Linked DNA regions of Homo sapiens: region 2 is linked to region 1. A link is a contact called in ENCODE Hi-C data. All regions are on one chromosome and are shown on one strand. The core of a region is the stretch at or near the end of the contact, and the rest is flanking DNA. Distances in the headings are between cores, read along the strand shown.

Region 1 (5,808 bases), core at 989-3,488:
ACATGAATGTCAACAGGAGCATTATTCATAATATTCAAAAAGCTGAAACAACCCAACCGATGAAGGGACTTTGAAAACATGTTAAGTGAAAGAAGCCAGTCACAAAAGACCACACATTGCATGATTCCATTTATATGAAATGTTCAAGATAGACAAATGCATACAGACGGAAAGTGGATTACTGGTTGCCTAGGGCTGGGGAGAGGAGGGAGAAGTTGGGGCCAAAGGGTATGGGGTTTCTTTTTGGGGCTGTGAAAATACTCTAAAATCGAATGTGGTAAAGCATGCATAACTCTGTGAATATACTAAAATCACTGAATTGTTTATAAAGAAAAAGATTACTGTGGGGAAGGAAGAAAGATTTCATGGAGTTGGTAGGATTTGAATTCACTGATAAATAAGTGATATAAAAAGCAAAGTGATGTGCTATAGTGAATAAACAAGCCCTTCTGTTGGGCAGATCTGGCTTTAAATCCACTTGGTCAATTTACACTTCCTAAATCTGTAACCTCATCTAAAGTGTAAATATATTAATATACCTACTTTGTAAAATTATTGTGGTAAGTTATATATGGGATTTAAAATATTTAATCTAATGCCAGGCACATAGCAAATATTAATAATAAATATTAGTTACTTATTATAAATCTGTTTAGTATGGAATACAGTTTAGTATTGAATATCGGGACAGAGTGAACATGTAAGTACATCAATGGGAAGGAACTCCCAGAAACTAATCTGGTTTCCAGCAGAAAGAGATATGAGAGACAAAATAATATAAAGGTAACCTTACTAAGTTTAAGAAATATTTATGAATACCTTTTTTCTAACTACTAGACACTTTGCTAGACTGCTGGATACACAAAGACAAATGAGAAGTGAGTAGATTGCTGGATATACAAGTGAGAAGTGGTCCTTGACTTGGTAGTCTAGTAGACAGATAAAAAAATATGTGTAAGAAAGCATTACATTTCTTACAATAGAAATGTTTTTTGTATGCATAAAGAAGGGGGTGGGCTGGAAAAAGAATGTAGTCAAGGTGACTTGCTCAATACTGAAACTGCTCATTAACTACTTAGGCCAGCACTTATGGCAGACTTGTCAGGATGCCTTGCTAATATTTTCCACTTCCAGTACAGAACAGAGATTACAGGTTTAAGCCAATTTTGTTCAACAGATGAGAAACCCAGTGTCCAAGGATGAAAGAATACTTGTTATACAAGGAATGTGAATATTCCAGAGATTTATGCTCAAAGTCCCCAGGTTAGTGTCTTTCTTTCTCACTAGACTGTAAGCTTCTTGAAGACAAATATCTTGAGTGTTACCTTGCTCACTCTTGAATTGTCAAAACTTGGCCCAGGACTAGGTATGTGGTATACAATCAATAAAAATTTGTTGAATGAATGTTCTTCAAAATCCTTCCATGGCAAAAACAGAAGAAACATTCACGAGTGGACTGCTAGTTGACTGTTTCTCTCATCGCTATTGACAGTCTGAAATGGACAAAGACATCTATATAATCATTCCTTCCTTTCAAATAAATAATCTGTGAATTACGCTATTCTTTTCCTATTGCTTCAGGACAAGCTATTTGACAGAAAGCTTTTAAGAAAGGCTTTGCAAGAAAACTCTGCAACAGAGATGGCACGTATGAATTGCTGTGATCTGGAGTTGAAGACAAGAACAAAAGTAACTCTAGAGCAGAATTCTTTGACCAAAGTCATCTTACTGGTTGGCGGAGGCTCTCAGTCTACTTGCATCCGGTGCTTGAGAGTTCAGACAGGCAAAGATGAGAGGTAGCATCTAGTCAACATCCATTTCTTGAGCACTTACTACATGTCAGCCACTTTGCTTAGTCCCCGGTTTTACTGTGCTCTGCTAGGAAGTGGTGAAGAGATTCGGCGGGATCTTCTTAGGACCAATCCTACAAAGTTCCAGATGGAACTCATTTTGATTTGGGGGACGGTTTACTTGCAGGGATTAGGTGGAGAAACAGGGCCTGCTACTCAAGAGGAATGAGAAACTGTAACTAACAGGAGGTAGACTGGGAAGGAGCATGGCAAAGTCACCCCTTTTCACAGGGCAACGCTCCAAAGACCACGCTCAAGCTGGGGTGGCAGGGCTCTGAACATGGGGCCCCGACCCGGGCCTCGGCCTGGGGCCACGTGACGCGCGTGTTTACGTTGAGTGACGGGCGCTGTGTTGGGCGGGCCTTGGCGGAAATCAACTTCCGGGGGCAGAGGTGTTCGAAGCCGGGTGGTGCGTGGGCTACCCCAACCTGTGTGGCTGGGCCGCGGTCTCCCCTCAAGGGCCTGGGGCCGTGCCTCGGGTGTACGCGTAGGGGTCTGTGTGCTGGGGGTGGCTCACCGGGCAGCGTGGGTGAGCGGCGCAGCGGCGGCAGCGGAGAGCGAGAGAGGGGAGCAGGTAAGTGAACGCTCGCCTTCCGGGGCCTGGGTCTTGGGGTCGGGGCCGCGCGAGGCGAGCGGAGAGCGCCCCACCGGGGGAGGAGCGCGGACGAGCTTCCGCCGCCTGCAGCCCGCCTGCTGCGGCCTCGCCCTTGGCTGTCGCAGCGACCAGGAGTCAGGGGGCGTGACCAACCTCCTGCGGGAACGGAGCCAGCTCCCGGGGGTGGGAGTGCCCACTCGTTCCTGCGCTCGCCGGTGGGTACCGGTATCTGCACGTCCCAGAATCGAGTGTTTTCGAAAGTCTACGCCCACGAACACGTGATTATTGTGTCACCGAAGCGCCTACCGAACGGAGACCTTGATTCTTGCTTAGATTACACAGAACGCGCCTGGTTTATGTATCCCCTTTTACTTTGCCAAGTACATTGGGGTAAAAGCTCTACAGCGTCTGCCAGCCACATTTCCTTAGAGTTTCTTGGGCCACATGTTGCAATAAAAGTGGCATTTCAGGGTCAAGGCAGGAGCCAGTAACTTTGCCAAGTGGTGAGGTATCCTTCGTCCCCGTTAGCACGCCTCCCTTTCCCAACAATAAAGATATTTTCTCCATCTGCGCGTGTCGCCTACTGCGGAGGAAAGCTTTGGACATGAAACCTATTTTTGGCTTCACTTTAAGGAGTGGAACTCTATTAAAAGCTGCGCTGGTGTTTTTTTGGTAGGATGATGTTGCTGCTGCTACTCTCACTTGCTTCCTTGATGAGAGTTGGGGCAGAGCTCGATTTCCTGGAGGGTAAAGTCTTGGCCACAATTTTAGGTGACTCAGCGGCCCCTTATGAATTCTGACTCTTTCCTTCCCTCCCCTCTCAGCTGTGCGGATACTGATGCCACCTTTCTCTCCAAATATTAATCCGGGTGGGAGTTGGATGATGGTTTTTGGAAGCAGTTTGCATGTTGCGTGGTGGAGTTATTGGAGTGGGCTGACATTTTACTTCACAATTTAAGGCAACCCTTCCCCCCCCCACAATATTTAGTTGGGTGGGGTGACAGGGACTGACAACAAATTCGCTGTTGTGTTCCCTGCTGTCGGAGAGTTCTACACTTAATGATCACCTGATTGCCCTCTGCTACAATTTCTATTGCGTTGAGGGGATTGGTTATACTGTCTGTACCTATTAGGTAAATGTAGTAAGGGTCATGCCAGGCAGAGTGCACCTGCATGGTGTTGGCTAACCAGTAAACTGTGTGGTAGAGAATTGCCCTGGTTACGAAGTTTGGTATCCTCCAGGCTGCCTAGGAGGGTGTTCTGTGGGCTGGGAAATCTTATGAACTGGTTTCCTAGCAACAGTATAAGCCCAATGGAATAAACATAAAGAAAACAAAGTGATGAAAGTTACAACTTACCTCTTAACTTTTATTAAATGGAAAAATGTAGCTTCTTATTGGAGTGATCCACTCAAAACTTCTGAGACATTTTTGTTTATTTTGATCATCTTAGTACTTAATAACACACAAAAGAAACTGCAGAAAATCATTCCAGAGGGACATCACTTTGGTTTTGGGTGGCATTAAAATAGAGAAAAAAGACGTTTAAAAATGAGCTTGTCTGGAGCTTAAATGGACAAACAGGAATTTGGTGTAATAGGCATTTTATGTTGTACTCTTATCTATATGTGTCAGATGTATGCATTACATATGATTGTTATGAATGAAGATAGTAGAAGACGGAGTGGGAGTGGAGTAGAGTGGATGGGTGGATAAGACTGGTTCCATTAAGTAAAATGGAAGGGGAATGTTTTAGATAAGTTGTTCCCAAACTGTAGGTCATAATTACAGCACTCCTTTGTCAACCTGTTCCTTGTGATTTTTAATCTTCCTTGAAAGTTTATCAAATTTTCTTATTTTCTGTCCAAACAATGAGAACTTAATTGAAAAAGGCATCTCTCTTTGGATTAACTCTTGGTGTTTATGTATATCTGTTTCTTATTTACTAACGATAAATTAATATTTTAGATTTCCAGTATTTTAAGGATTTTTGGTCTCCTTACTGTTCCTCCCTGCCCTATTCCCATACCCAGTAAGTTTGGTTTAGCTCATTTAAACTGATGCATATTTTTAAAAAGGGCATATGTTGCTTTTTTTAAAAAAAATCAAGTTTTATTGAGGTATGATTTATAAGTAAAAAAGTAATTTTTATTATATTGCTGTATAAAGTCTGACAAATGCATATAATGGAACCACTGCCACAATCCAGACAAATAATATTCCCATCATTCTAAAGTTTCCTCCCCTCACTCATAGGTCCTAGCAACCACTGATCTGTTCTCTGTCCCTGTCTATAGCTTTGTCTTTTCTGGTATGTTATGTAAATGGAATCATACAGTATGTAGCCTTATGTTTCAGGTTTCTTTCACTTAATGCTTTGATTCATCCATGTTGATGCATGTTTGTTGATGCTTGGTTGTTTTTTACAGCTGAGTAGTATTTCATTGTGTGAATATATCATAGTATGTTTATTCGCCATTTGATGAACAATTTTTGGCATTTAGGAATGAAGGTACTGTAAACATTCATGTGCTGTTCTTTGTACATTAAGGTGCAAGTCTTTGTGTAGACATATGTTTTCATTTCTTTTGGTTACACATCTAGGAATGGAATTCTTGGGCCGTGTGCAAGTGCATGTTTAACCTTAAAAGAAATTACCAGCTGGGCGCAGTGGCTCAGACTTGTAATCCCAGCACTTTGGGAGGCCGAGGTGGGCAGCTCACGAGGTCAGGAGATTGAGACCATCCTGGTCAACATGGTGAAACTCCGTCTCTACTAAAAATACAAAAATTAGCTGGGCGTGGTTGCGGGTGCCTGTAATCCCAGCTACTCAGGAGGCTGAGGCAGGAGAACTGCTTGAACCAGGGAGTCGGAGGTTACAGTGAGCTAAGATCGTGCCACTGCACTCCAGACTGGTGACAGAGTGAAACTCCGTCTCAAAAACAAAAAAAAAAAAAAGAAGGAAATTACCAAACTGTTTTCCAAGGTAGCTGTTTCATTTTGCATTCCCGCAAGTGATGTTTGATGTTCCAGTTGCTCCACATTCTGGTCAGCACTTGTCATTTTATTTTTAATGTTAGCTATTCTAATATGCGTTTAGTGAAAACCCATTTATGTTTTAATTTGAATTTTTCTTCTAACATATTGAGCGTCTTTTCCTGTGCTATTATTTGCCATCTGTGTATCTTCTTTGATTAAGTGTCTGCTGAAATCGTTTGTTCGTTTTTAATAGGGTTGTTTGTTATTGGTTTGCAAGTGTTTTATACAGTCTGGATACAAATTCATTATCGTATATATGTTCACAGCATTTCCTTCGAGTCTGAGTCTGTAGTTTGTCCTTTCATTTTCTTAACAGTATCTTTCA
Region 2 (5,775 bases), core at 1,554-4,053, 2.1 Mb before region 1:
GCCCGCCTTCTCGGGAGGGGGCGACAACACCGAGGACAGGCAGGGGAACGCGGCGGCGGCGGCGGCAGCGGCGGCGGCGGCTGCCGCGGCTGCCGCCGGGGCGGGGATGCCGGGGTATAGCAGCGGGAACGGGGCGGCAGCCGCCGCCGGGTACAGATACTTCTCCAGGCCGCTCTTGTCCAGGAAGGGCTGCACGTAGGCGGCAGCTGCAGAAGGCGAGAGGAAGCAGAAGGGCAGGCAGAAGGGGGCCGCGGCGGCCGCGGGCTGCGGGAAGGGCGCGCCTCCGCCTCCGCCGAACGCCACCAGCGAGCTGAGCAGGGCGGCGTCGGGTCTCAGCAGCGCGGCCGCGGCGGCAGGGTCGGGCCCCAGAAGCGCGGCTGCCGCCGCCGCCGCGCCGCCCCCCGGGCCGCCGCCGCTGCCGCCGCCGCGGGAATCCAGCTTCATCCTCTTGGGCGCCGGCGAGTCCTCCCCGGGAGGCTCCTGCTTGATGGTGACGCGGCTCGCCCCCGCGCCTTTGCCTTTCTCGCGGTCCGGCCGGGCCTCGGCTTCGCCGCCGTAGCCGCTGTCGGTGTCCGTGTCGTTCTCGGCGGCGAGCTCGGCGCTGGGCTGAGTCCGCTGGATGACGGGCACGCAGTAGGCGAGGGGCTCCAGCTTCTGCCCCGCGCGCTCCAGGCAGGGGGCGGCCGCGGACCCGGCGGCCGAGGGAGCGCCGGTGCCTTTGCTCAGAGGGACCTGTTGAGTCAACAGCTGCGGGGTGGGCAAGAACTGGGTGGCCACGGCGTGCAAGTGGTTGATCAGCTGGACACACCGCGGCTCCCTGGGTGTCCAGCTCTCAAACCGGGAGAGGTATTGCAAGACTTCTTTGGCGCATGTTTGAAATCCCGAGTGGAACGCATCCAAGTCGGACTGAATGGGCGATTTCAGAGATCGCTCCCCTAGGATGAGGAAGGGATGGGGGTGGGGGACGGAGGAGTGGAGGCAAGAAGAAACATACCCACGTTAAAACATCTGCTTATCACGTGGGCCCTGCATCGACTAAAGTGATCTCGGTTTTTCCCCAGTATTCAAGTGATATAATCCACCAGTTGACGAGAGAAGCGGGGTGGCGGAGGTGCGGAGCGGGGAGAGGGCGCTCTCCTCCCAGCTGAAAACCAAAGTGGAGCGGGTGCAACCGCCACTTTAAATCCTGATTCCTCCGAGTTCTGCTGAAAGCCTCTAGGATGCTTCGGGAAATGGGCTCGTTCCAATGAAGGGAAAGTATAAGCAATTTAACAAATGAGAGGGAACCCATGAGCCCACGGAAAGAGATGGGGTGCGGGTGAGGGAGTCCTGACACTGCTCCCCTGTGGGCTGCCCCGCTTCATCAGGGTAGGCTGGCCTCCCTGAACTGACTTACCATTCTGTAAAGCAATTATCTTCTGATGCTGTTGCTCGGTTAAGGCGGTTAAAGCTTTTAAGTGTTTCAAAGTTAATTCCAAGACTACAGCTTTCTCCAGATGTCCCAGAGTCTGCAGTGGTGCAAAAAAGAAACGGGCACTTGGTTACTTAAAAACACACATTTGGCTTAATTGGCTGTCCATTCAGCACAGCAATTTAAGCAAACACTTTGAAAGAAGTACTGTTCTTTTACTTCTTGAGCTTTCCACAAGACAGGTTATAAATGATTTCTTGCCTTCAGCTGGGAGCACCTACTCCAGTTTGCGGGAAACTCTGTACGGTATAGCACAAGTTTTAAGTCAGGAACTTATATTTACATTTATTCTTATATTTTCTGGGAGTCGCACCAGACTATTAACACGCCCTTGGAGAGCAGCAAAGAATGAAAATGTGCATCTTACTGTCAATTTCAGATGTTCAGGCAGTAAATCTTTCAGCTGAGCAATGCATTCATTAATTCGGTCTCTTCTTTTCTTTTCTATTAATCTGTGCGGTAATTTGTAGGTATCCTTAATATATGAGAGTCATGGAAAAGAGAAAACAGTAAGCGAAACATTCACTTATTGGATATTACCCTCGTCTGCCCCCCCCGCCCCCCCACCATAAAACATACTATGTGATAAACTACACCCAAGAAACCTCTTTCCTCTGGACTGTTCTGCAATGCAATTTAAATTCAGGTATGATGTTTAATATCCCCCTGAGAGTACCCAGCAAGCCACTTAAAATTCACAGTTGGGGAAGCTCAGGGGCTGGAATATATTTGCGGGCAGAGCTTCACTGTGAAATCAATGGCTCTAATTAACTACCCATGCAGGTTATGAGGAATATCGGGAACTTACACTTACCTTGGTGTCGTCTCGTTTCATGCTCCTTTTGGGTTTACACATATACAAAGAGGAATAGTCCAGTCTGCAAAACAGAAATCAGCATCAGGCACCCATTCGGGGAGGGGCTCTGCCCTCGCCAGCTCCATACCACTTTCTGGAGAAGAAAAAAATCAAACCAAAGCCTAGACAGATATTCGCAAGGGTGCGTGCACCTTACCCTATAAAATCTCTATGTTCCAGTAACTGTCTCTCTTGCAAATGAGGAATTCCTTCGTCCATGTTCAACTGCTGTTCGTTTCCTCTGTTTCGATTTTTGGGGCTCTGTACAATAATCTGTGGGACGGTAGGCTTGGGAGACCTTGGGGGGATCTGTGCGTCTCCAGTCTCTCTCTCGCTCTCCCTCTTCAGTGCAGTGTTGAAAGTGTGAAGCAGTTGGTCCCCCCCCTCCACCGCGCTCGCACACACACACGCACACACACGCACACTCGCGCCGGCCCCACTGCGCTGGTAGTTTGCTCTCACTCCAGGCAGTGTTTGGCCACAGGGCACGCGCGTCGCCGGCCAGACCAGCACCCAGCTCACGTGCGGAACGTACCATCCGCGGTCCAGCCCGGAGGGGGGCGGGGGAGGAGGGGCCGGGCCGGGCGGGGGCGTCGGGAGAAGGCGGCGAGAGAAGGCGAACGGCAGGAGGGGGCGGGGACACCTGATCAGGGCCACCGGAAAGGAAAAACAACTTCGGCCAAGCTATTCATCTTCCCAAAGGCGATGCAGTCGGCAGGAGGAGGGGGGAGTGGGGGTGCAGGGGTGCGGGGCAGCCTGAGCTTCCTTGGCTCCAAAATGCGACTCCCTGGGTTCGTCCGTTGTTACGGTGCAGGAATGTGAACGTGGCTTTTTGCTTTTCCACCGATTGTGCTGTTGGTTTGAACCATAGAAAGGAAGTGAAAAGAGAATTCGCGGTGGGTAAACTTGAGTCCCAAAGGAAATTTTGGAGACTTGTTTGCTCACTGATCAGTGGCCTGGAGGGACTCCTTGGCGCTGGGTGGAGAGGTTGCCTCGAGAAGAAGCAACTTGCAATCCGCTCCTTGAAGGATTTAAGATACATGAAAACGTTGTCACTGGGTCCGAATGTCGCAATCCAAGTGTCTTTCGGTGACACGGCGTCCCTGGGCCAACTAAACTTCCCCGCAGCAGCCGGAATTGCGGTGCCACTAATCACAGCAGCAGATGACGACGTTTGGGGCCGCGTGTGCTCCTGGAGGAACGCGGCGGGGAGCGAGCCGGGGTTGAGTGGGGGCTGGGAAGGGAGAAGGGGGTGGCACGAGAGGGGGTGGCACGAGAGGGGCTACCACAGAAAAGCTATGCAGCATTTATCACCCGCCCGCTCAACTCTGCCGCGTTCTGAGCCTCCGGTGACGCTACGTGCTTTCCCCATCCCCCCGCCCCCCCGCGCGATAAGAGACGCCCGGAGTGTGCAGAGCCCACGTTTACTACCGCTGGCACCTCCAAAGCCTCCCTCCTTAATCCGGTCTCAAACGGGTACCAGCACAGGGCCAGCAACGTGATCCGACCTGCCGCTGCTGCCACATCACTGCTCGGGGAACCCGTGCGCGCGCGCGCTCGCCCTGCAGCCGCGGCGCTCGGCGCCGGGAATCACAGGCCAGCAAGAGCCGGGTTACCTTTCCCCAGAGCCACCCTGGGAGCATGACTCACTGCTAGTGAGAGTTACCGGGAGGTGCCCGGGGATGCGCACTGCCCACGCCGCCCTGCCAGCCCAGGGGAAGGCATGTCCTGAGGGACTCCCAGGGGTGGGATGGAGGCTATATATATATTTCTCTAGATATACATAAAGACATAGAGAAAAAAACCAAGGTTTTTCCTGCACAGAGAGGGATATTTACATTCTCCCCGGGGTGATCTCTGAAACGTTGATTATTGCCGGTGATAAGTGAACCGAGGGGAGAAGAACGCCAAAGGTACATGCACCAGGGCGCAGCAGGGACTGGGGCGCCCGCTACGTGTCCCCCGGCCCGCCCCGCCGGGCACGGGTTCCGGGGACGGATCTGGGTCGCGGGAAGCGGCGGCTGGGAGGAGGTCACGTGTCTGCGGGAGTCGCGTCTCCTCCCCGACTCCAGGAGCAGCCCGGGCCGCGGCGGCCGCTCGCGCTGCTGCAGTCTCCGGAGTCCTGGGCGGAGACGCGCACTGCGTCTGGCTTCGTGACTCGGGCGGCGGCGGCGGCCCAGGATCACCCCGGCGTGAGGAGACGCTCGCGGTCCGTTCAGTTCATCTGTTTAGAGGGCCTTTTAAGGTCTCTCGACTTCCTCAAATAGAGGAACGTATTTTGCACCAAACAGGCAATTTAATCACGATGGTTCTTAATTTAAAAAGTATTTTTAAAATGCTGACTTTATTTTAAATCTCGGTCCGACCTCTCTCCTATTTCCAAAAGGTTAGGTAATTAAGACCCTTCGATGGGGAGGGCACGTTGGAGCCCTAAAAGCGACCTATTCCTGCAGTACTGTATCATTTTTACCTCTTTTTAATTGACTAAAAATGGGAATGCCGTTAGGTGAATAATTTAAAAATTAAAACACCAGGTCCCCTTCTAGATTTCTGAATGTTTGGAGTAGAAAGGGGATGTAAATATTTGCTCCAGAGCTAAATTTCACTTGAAAAGGATGACTGGTTAGGGAAAATGAAATAAAGACAAGATCATTGCATTTTGGCCTCGTCGGGCTAAAAACACAAGGCAGACATCTGACCAGGGCAAACCTTAGAAGCTAAGTCTGGGGCAGAGATTAAATGCAAGTTGAAATAGGAGGAACACGATCAGGAGCCTTGAGGCTCAAAGGTGGGTTAAATAAGCTTGCAGCACCCCATAATTTAAAGGGACAAAAAGCTGCAAATGACACATGAAGCTTTTTTCTGTTATCTCTTTGAGGCTCCTCTCTCCCCCCATCCTTTCTGCCCCAAGCTTCCCCACTTCCGTACCCTTTTCCCGTGATACCTACTCAAACTGCAAATGGGGTCTTTTCCCAATTTTTATCTCCTTTGTTGTTCTTGATCCCCTTTTCCTCTTCTTTTCTGTCTTTCCTTTACATATTCACCTTTTAACTCATGTTTCCCTTTTTCATTTCTTCTTTATCTTCCTTTCCCTTATGTTCTCTGTCTACCTTTTCCCTGTTAAATGCCAGCTTTTGCCATTTCTCTGTAGTTCTGTCAATCTCCTGTTTGCTTTTTGCCCTTTTTTTTCTTTGATCTTTCACCCTGGTGACTCTTCTTGGTTACCCACTTCCCTTAAACTTGAATCCCATTCCTGTTCTTTCTCAAACTCTTGGCTTCTGGAATATTGGGCATAGTTTGATGCCTCTGAATATCCCTTTGCGCAAGAAGGGTGTAACAATAGCTAACAACTATATAGCCTTTAAGATTAGAGTACCAGACTGCATTCAAAGAGCTTTTTATGTATTAAGTCATTAATCATTTCCACAACCCTCTAAGGTAGATACTA

The links. Hi-C counts contacts between places; a loop is a spot of excess contacts on that map. Pooled maps may share reads with other maps.
Region 2: a pooled map shows a loop between it and region 1 (1.9-fold over the local background). The contact joins the promoter of BHLHE41 here to the promoter of CCDC91 in region 1. A Hi-C loop is called at or near these places in 2 of 168 maps with a recorded cell type or tissue (ascending aorta and naive thymus-derived CD4-positive, alpha-beta T cell) and 11 of 50 pooled maps.

Annotation. Positions count from the first base shown.
Region 1 is chr12:28,188,218-28,194,025 of GRCh38, forward strand. It overlaps CCDC91 (coiled-coil domain containing 91), which reads left to right and starts at 2,239. Exons shown (of 13, transcript NM_018318.5): 1 at 2,239-2,424. LOC729291 (a long non-coding RNA gene) reads right to left here and starts at 2,521. Exons shown (of 1, transcript NR_148936.1): 1 at 1-2,521. RefSeq lists silencers at 2,206-2,255, 2,286-2,715, 3,399-3,693.
Region 2 is chr12:26,122,234-26,128,008 of GRCh38, forward strand. BHLHE41 (basic helix-loop-helix family member e41) reads right to left here and starts at 2,804. Exons shown (of 5, transcript NM_030762.3): 1 at 2,485-2,804; 2 at 2,286-2,349; 3 at 1,839-1,946; 4 at 1,397-1,508; 5 at 1-935. The coding sequence starts at 2,546. It also overlaps a transcript of SSPN not described here. RefSeq lists a silencer at 4,216-4,385.